Linked DNA regions of Homo sapiens: region 1 is linked to region 2. A link is a contact called in ENCODE Hi-C or POLR2A ChIA-PET data. All regions are on one chromosome and are shown on one strand. Each heading gives the region's core, a stretch centred on a gene start or an enhancer-like site at or near the end of the contact. The rest is flanking DNA. Distances are from core to core; before and after follow the strand shown.

What was found. Hi-C counts contacts between places; a loop is a spot of excess contacts on that map. ChIA-PET counts read pairs that join two places held with the same protein, here RNA polymerase II (POLR2A).
Region 1: a loop to region 2 is called in a map of gastrocnemius medialis, with 15 times the contacts of the local background. The contact joins the promoter of RSRP1 here to the promoter of ALDH4A1 in region 2. A Hi-C loop is called at or near these places in 1 of 168 maps with a recorded cell type or tissue (gastrocnemius medialis). POLR2A ChIA-PET finds 5 or more read pairs at or near these places in 1 of 52 experiments (BJ).

What each region holds. Positions count from the first base shown.
Region 1 is chr1:25,246,175-25,250,098 of GRCh38, reverse strand. It overlaps RSRP1 (arginine and serine rich protein 1), which reads left to right and starts at 2,645. Exons shown (of 5, transcript NM_020317.5): 1 at 2,645-2,790; 2 at 3,070-3,655. The coding sequence starts at 3,136. RefSeq lists enhancers at 2,405-3,129, 3,130-3,854.
Region 2 is chr1:18,900,261-18,904,270 of GRCh38, reverse strand. It overlaps ALDH4A1 (aldehyde dehydrogenase 4 family member A1), which reads left to right and starts at 1,716. Exons shown (of 15, transcript NM_003748.4): 1 at 1,716-1,809. The coding sequence starts at 1,748. It overlaps LOC124903866 (a long non-coding RNA gene), which reads right to left and starts at 2,158. Exons shown (of 2, transcript XR_007065519.1): 1 at 2,019-2,158; 2 at 900-1,461. RefSeq lists enhancers at 663-1,480, 1,420-1,649 and a silencer at 1,730-1,949.

The DNA of each region.
Region 1 (3,924 bases), core at 1,396-3,895, 6.3 Mb before region 2:
GTTAAACCCCCCTCCCCTATTTAGACCTTAGTATAAAAGAAAATCTAGCCCCTTCTTCAGGGCCGAGAGAATTTTGAGCGCTAGCTGTCTCCCGGTTGCCGGCTAATAAAGGACTCCACAATTTGTCTCCAAGTGTGGCGTTTCTCTATCTCGCTTGGTTACAACATTGTCACATTCTTAGATGGGAAGATTTGCTATTGTAAAGATGTTATTTCTGCCTACATTAGCCTACAAATTCGGTGCTAGATGTTCTAATAACTAAAGTTGAATTTTTTTCATTAGGTGAGTGGATAGATGCTCAGAGAATATATACTGTTTAGAGAAATAAAGGAAGGTGACTTTGCAGACTTTAACTCAGGTAGACCGCGTATGTTTTTGAGACAAATACACCAGCATTCTGCACGAGGGCAAAGTAATGTTTCCCACTGTTTCCAAAATCCTGTTAATATCCAGGATTTGCTGGGCACAGTGGCTCACGCCTGTAATCCCAGCACTTTGGGAGGCCGAGGCAGGCAGATCACTTGAGGTCAGGAGTTCAAGACCAGCCTGGCCAACATGGTGAAAACCCATCTCTACTAAAAATACAAAAAAAATTAGCTGGGCATGATGGTGCACGTCTGTAAACCCAGATGCTCGGGAGACTGAGGCACAAGAATTGTGTGAACCCAGTACGCAGAGGTTGCAGTGAGCCCAAGATCACACCACTGCATTCCAGCCTGGGCGCCAAAGCGAGACTGTCTTAAAAAAAAAAAATTAGGATTTTTCTGGTCACCATTTTTTAGGCACACATTGACTGATACTTTGAACTGTCTACGGAGACTTGTTCCATCCTTTCCTATTCATAACCAAGAGCTCAAAACTGTATCGTAAGTATACTTTAGTTCCCCAACACATCATTTTTATACTTGTCAAATGTGAAACTCGTGTTGTTATTATTATTATTTGTTTCCAGACGGAGTTTTGCTCCTGTTGCCCAGGTTGGGTTGCAGTGTTGCAATCTCAGCTCACTGCAACCTCCGCCTCTCAGGTTCAAGCAATTCTCCTGCCTCAGCCTCCCGAGTAGCTGGGATTACAGGCGCCCGCCACCATGTCAAGCTAATTTTTGCATTTTTAGTAGAGATGGGGTTTTGCCATGTTGGCCAGGCTGATCTCGAACTCCTGATCTTAGGTGATCTTCCCGCTTCGGCCTCCCAAAGTGCTGGAATTACAAGCGTGAGCCACCGCGACTGGCCTCGTGTTATTTTTCTGTCCACTCACACAGCTTTATGAGAACTTTCGGCAAAGGTTTCTGATGGATGGGCATTGTATCTTCACTGTCTTGAGATTTAGAGAAGAAACTGTTTAAGAACTACTTCCATCATGATGCATCCTCAGGAGATGTGGATGAACTGCGGAGATGTGGGGTGAAGATGAACAAGAGATGAGTGAGTTTGTGTCTCCCTCTAAAGAAAGTGGCTTTTGTCAAAATGTACTTGTAAAGAAGTGTATAGGCTGGGCAAAGTGGCTCACGCCTGTAATCCCAAAACTTCAGGAGGCTGAGGCGGAAGAATCGCTTGAGCCCAGGAGTTGGAGACCAGCCTGGGCAACACAGTTAGATCCCGTGGGTAAAAAAGTGCAAAAATTAGCATGGTGGTGCATGCCTGTAGTTCCAGCTCTTCGGGAGCCTGGGCTGCAGTGAGCCGTGATGGCCCCACCACACTCCAGCCTGGGCGAGTGAGACCCTGTCTCAAAAAAAAAAAAAAAAAAAAAGGCAATTAACCCACAATTTTCAAGGCAATTGTTATGCTTTATTACAAGAAGTGTTTGAAATGCATCCCATTTGTAGATCCCTAGAAGTAAAATAGTCACCTTTGTTTACACTCACACCAAACACAGTTTTTGGAAGAGATATCGCAGACTTCATTATTATCCCCAGATTAAAGGTCAGTTTTGAGTCTTTTTATTTTGTCTCGACCTTATTACCTTCCTAGCCAAAACATGGAAGTAAAACATCTTTTCTACGTTAATACTGCATTTCCAGGGGTCTTGGGGTGTTCCGGGGGAGGGTGAGGTCCCCTCTCTGTCATGGCGGGGTGTGGACGCGGTCGCCTTCTCCTGGCGCCGCGGTACCTAGGACAGGAGGAAGAGGCCAGGAAGGGTCCAGGGAGGCTCAGGCCGGGTCTGCGACTTGCCGGTGGGTGGCGGCAACGACCCTGTGGGCACCAGCCCGTCAGACGGCCCCAGCTCCGAGCCCGGCTGCGAGCCCTCTCCAGCCTGCAGCCGCTCCTCTCCCGGCCCTACTCCCCGCCCGGCACTGACGTCCAGCCCCGCCCGTGCAGTGAGGCCAGAGCCTGGTGTAGCCCCACGCGGGGCCGTTCCATCTTCGAAGTTTTCTGGTGACTGGGTCGGTCCCGCAATTATCTCAGATCAGGGGGGAAGCCAAGGGCAACGGGACACCCTGATGTATCAAACACCTCCCCCTGGAGCCCCATCGCGCATGCGCACCCTGGAGGCAAGCGCTCGAGGCACAGGGCGCGGCTTGGGGAGGGAGGAGGCAGGGCGGTGGTTGGGCAAGAGAAGAGCCGCGCCCACCACGGAACATCTCTGCGCATGCGCCGGGGGCCAGCTTCTGGTACTTTTGACGCGTCTGCTAACGTAGTCCCTCAGTGCGCATCCGGACGTAGGAGGTGGAGGTTGTGGAATTCGCCGTTCGAAAGCAGGGACTAAAAGCCCCACTTCGTCTTACGTTCCGAAAGGAAGGCGTCTGTTGAGCCTTTCTCTCAGTCGTGAGGGAGGCGTCGACGGCGTGCGGTAAGTTTTCTGCTGACGGGGTCTCTCAGGACCACCGCAGTGGTCTCTCAGGAGTGAGGGACGGGAAACGTGCCGGGCCCCGCGTTTGGGGAACGCAGCGTTTCGCTTCAAGGCCGCGGCCTCAGGGCGCCGAGCGGGGTTTCTAGGGCTCGGTTCCTGTCGCGGCGGTCGCCGCCCGCGCCGTGGCTCCGCCTCCCGGAGGTTCCCCGACTGTGGCTTCCGGGTGGCCAGGCGCCGGCTTCCGCGACTCGACTTGTTTTTTCTCTCTTGGTTTTTTAGGAAGTCCTGAGTTGAGGCTTGCGGGATCCTTTCCGGAGAAAGCGCAGGCTAAAGCCGCAGGTGAAGATGTCCAACTACGTGAACGACATGTGGCCGGGCTCGCCGCAGGAGAAGGATTCGCCCTCGACCTCGCGGTCGGGCGGGTCCAGCCGGCTGTCGTCGCGGTCTAGGAGCCGCTCTTTTTCCAGAAGCTCTCGGTCCCATTCCCGCGTCTCGAGCCGGTTTTCGTCCAGGAGTCGGAGGAGCAAGTCCAGGTCCCGTTCCCGAAGGCGCCACCAGCGGAAGTACAGGCGCTACTCGCGGTCATACTCGCGGAGCCGGTCGCGATCCCGCAGCCGCCGTTACCGAGAGAGGCGCTACGGGTTCACCAGGAGATACTACCGGTCTCCTTCGCGGTACCGGTCCCGGTCCCGTAGCAGGTCGCGCTCTCGGGGAAGGTCGTACTGCGGAAGGGCGTACGCGATCGCGCGGGGACAGCGCTACTACGGCTTTGGTCGCACAGTGTACCCGGAGGAGCACAGCAGATGGAGGGACAGATCCAGGACGAGGTCGCGGAGCAGAACCCCCTTTCGCTTAAGTGAAAAAGGTGGGTGGGTCATTTACCTTTCCATTTGTGGTAATGTATGGTGGCAGTATATGAGTAGGCTAGGGAACCAACGTTGCTGTGTAGTTTCAATATTAGTTCCTTTAGTGCCCGAAATCTTTTTGGAGGAAAGAGGGAGGACATTACCTGTATTTAAGTGGACAGCATTCTCTTTAGGGTTAAAGGTCAACTGGATGTTAAATGGCTCAGGATGTAGGGAACTTTTTTTCCTATTGGCTGACTGTTCTTAGTGGGTGGAGCCTTTTAAATGT
Region 2 (4,010 bases), core at 467-2,966:
TTTTTGTTTTTGTTTTTAAACAGAAGATGAATCTGGTGTTGGGGGAGGGGTAGGAGGACGGAAGGCCACAGAAACCCTCAAACTCATTAGTTAATTAGCCATAAAATAGGGGATTTCATATCACCTGTTACATTTGTAGCTCACAATAAAAGCTTTGGAAGATGACAAAGCAGGAATCATTACACACATTTTACTGAAGGGGAAGAGAGGACATGAGACATCACAGGCTCAGTAACTGGCTTGGCCTGGTTTGGAACTGATGTCCTTTTAACCACAAAGCCCCCATTTTTCCAGGCTCTCCAACGTGCCCACAGGAGGTCACCTTCCCAGGCTCTGGATTTGACAGTAACCAATGTTCTAGTTTTTCTTGTCAATGGGCATGTTCAGGGCAACATTGCCCAAATGTGAACTGAGCCCACCTGTCTAGGGTTTTCTCCAAAGGTGAAGACAAATAGCCGCCACCAATTCCAATTTGCTTTTTGCCATTCCTAATACTTGGCATTTAGGTAATCTCCCTCTCCTACTCTTCATTTAAATGTTTACATTCTCCCAAAGTACCTCAAATGGTGTAATCTGGAGAAAAATAAGTGGCTTAAGATCACGGGGGCTTTGTGAGTTGGGTACTATTACTTCCGTTTTACAGATGAGGAAACTGAGGCCCGGAAAGGATATGTAGTCTGCCTAGTGCCCTGCTTGAGGAACCAAAATCAGCATGGGAACTGACTCCTAAGCAGGTGCGCGGTTCATGCTGCTGGAAGAAATATAAACAAATTAGAACAGAGAGTAAGGAAACGTAACATTACTTTAGGAATAGATTGGGTCCCTGAGACCTCGTCATCAGAGAAGACTTCAGAATCCAAGTTTTAAATAGCATTCTAGTGTTTACCAAGCACACAACATTTTGCAAAGAAAGCTGAAATTTTTACTTGGGGGTAAAAGGCTCAGGAACAACTGGTTTTGCGGCCAAAGGCTTTAAATGAAAAGCTAAGCGTTGGCCAGCTCAGGTTTTATCTTGCATTGATCGTAATCTGCAAGGAAGCTAAGAAGCTGGCCGGCCCCGCGCCTGGAGGGTAGGTGGAGAGCGGCTGGGTCCTGGCCAAGAAGCTGGAAGGCAGGCTCATTCCAGGGGCCGCAGCCCCCGGGAAGAAGCAGGGGGCTGGCCGCGCTGTGGCCCTGCGGGGTCGAGGAGTCTGGTAGCGGACAGGTTTCCAGCCTTGTACAAGCCACCGGCAGCCCGAGAGAAGTCAGTCGGACTCCCATCGAACCCGGGGCGCACGCCAGAGGGCCGGACGCAGCGAGTCCTTCTGCCCCGCTTCAGCACGTGTCCCATTTCGGTTATCTCATTGGCTCTATTCAGCCCCTCTCTGCTCCGCTTTGGAAGGCTGCCGCAGGACCGCCCCGCTGATTGGTTCAGAAGCTTTGGTGTGTCACTCTGACTGGTCGACAGAGTTCACGCCCTCTCTCCCGGGTCATACCATAAAGAGAGGAGGGGAAAACGCATGCATTTCAGGACTTCGCTTTCGGGTTCCCTTGTCCTGTGTTGTGTAATGCCCCCGTTATGGCACTAGAAATATTTTTTATTAGCCGAAGCTAAATATAGTGGGACTTTGGCTGATCCCGAGCTCGGAGGACAGCCGGGGTGATCCGTTTCCCCCCGAGGATCGAGGTGGTGCGCTCTGGACGGGGTTGTGCATTCTCGCCGCGCCCGGGCGGACGATCCAGCGAACAGCCCCGCTTCTAACCCGAGATGCTGCTGCCGGCGCCCGCGCTCCGCCGCGCCCTGCTGTCCCGCCCCTGGACCGGGGCCGGGTGAGTGAGCACGGGGCCCGGGGCGGCCCGAGCGCGCGCCTGGGGCCCGGGAGCCTGAGAGTCACTGGGCGTCCCCCGCGCCGCACTCCCTCCCTGCCGGACCCCCAAGCTGCCTCGGTCAACGCCGGGTTCCTCAGGGGCTCCCCTCCGACCCCCACCCAGGCCTTTCTCCCACTGAGATCCCTTAGCCTCCTCCCTCAGGTAGTCACCTTCCTTTAGCGAGGGGACCCCTCTTCCCGAATCCTGCGACCGAGTAGGGTGCCTCGGTGGCCCTGCCGGTTCCCACGCTCGGAAAGTAGCCTCTGTAGTCACTCACCTCACTCCTAATACTGGATCTTCGCAATTTGCTGGCTTCCCCTGAGGGGCCCTTCTATTTTTAGCACACCACACATCTCACTTCCCCACCCTCGTCTCACGTTCAGTGTCCCCATCCCGCCCCGGATTCCCCGAGTCCTCTCCTTCTACCAGGATTTCTACCTCTCTCTTTTCCGCTCCCCACACACCCCGCCGCCCGTTTTTTTTTTTTTTTTTCAAGTTAAATGTTGGACAGAAAAAAGGATTCCTTTCTTCTTGTAGGTGGAATAATCATATTTATAGAGTGCTTATAATGAACCAAATGCTGGCCGGGCAATTGGCAGGTGTCTTATGAGGATTAAATGAGTTAATACATGGGGAGTGCACTGAACAGTGCCCAGCACAAAGGCAGCGCCCGGTTATTATTATTGCCACGATCATCATCATTATCACCTCTATTTAAACTTCTCACTCCTGTGAGGCAGGTCATTATTCCAAATAATGAAGAAACCCAGGAGCAGTTCAGGGGTGGACCTGCCCTTCAAATCCCGATTTGCAAACCTGACATTGTGGAGCCAGGTGCCTGGACCCTTGCCCACTCAATGACAAATATTCTCAGAGCCCCTCCAGCTCGGAGCTAGGTTTGGAGAGGTAGGTGGGACACAGACCCTGCCCCAGAGGGGTTCCTAGTCTGGTGGGGCTGCCCACCTGTGGATCAGCCCCCCCTCCCATTTGAGGTTTGTTTGCTTGACCCCTGGGGCTGTTAGTGGCAGTGTCTTTCCTGATGAGCTGTGCCCTTTCTGAGTTAATCAGTGGCCCTCTCCCTTCCCCCAAGGGATGGCATGGTGGTGCTCTGAGCACAAGTGAGTTGCAACACTGCTGTGTGTCCTCTGTGGGTGAAGAGGGGATAGGAAAGGGCGCAGGAAGAGGACATGGGACAGAGGGGTTCCTCTTCTAGGCTGAGACTGGGGCCACACTTGCCATACTCCCTGTGTGATCCCGTTTGCAGGCCTTCCCTGCACTCTGAGACTCAGGAAGATGGAGCTTATAGAGTCCTGTGTTTACTGAGTGCCTACTGTGAGCTGGTGCTCTGCCAAACACCCTAGAGATGAGGGGTACCCAGGGAATTTACATGGGGTGGGGCCTTTGAGGAGTTTTCGGCTTAATAGGGGAGAAATGCATAGGAAAACCCTCCAATATCTAGTAGAAAGCAATCCATATTCTAAAAGATAAGCCCATGATAACAATAATGATTATCAAGCAATCAAGCACCATGGGCCTAACACCGAGCCGGTAAGTACTGTCTCATTCCTGTATTATCATGGGAAACGATCTGCCATCAGAGATATATGACTGAAATTACATTTGGTCTAAATCCAGATTTATGCTCTGAATTATGAGGCCTCCTGAATTGAGAGGGGAAAGAGAAAGAGCATTTTGCAGCTGGTTCCCTGGGCTCAAGTTACCCCTTTGATACAGCAGCTGGCCGCATGCCCTAGACAGGATTTCTCAACCTCACCACTATTCGCATTTGGGGCTACATTTTGGTTGCTGTGGAGTCTGTCCTGTGCACTGTAGAATGTTTAGCAGCGTCTCTGGCCTTTACCCGCTGCATGTCAGGGGCACCCCCGGCCCTGACAATTACGAAAAAAACCCTGGCCCTGACAGGAAACACAAGTTCCCAGACATTGTCAGATGTTACCTGGGGGACAAAAGTCACCTCCGGTTGAGAGCCAGTGCTCTAGAGGAACAGCTTTGATGTTTGATCACTTGTTCATTTACTCAGTGAACATTTAGAGCACACCCGTGACATGCCATGTCTGCATTTATGGAGAAACAGTCGCAGGGCATTTTCAGTGACATCCCTCAGTGTCCTACGTGTAAAACTCTAGTCCTGAGAAAAACCG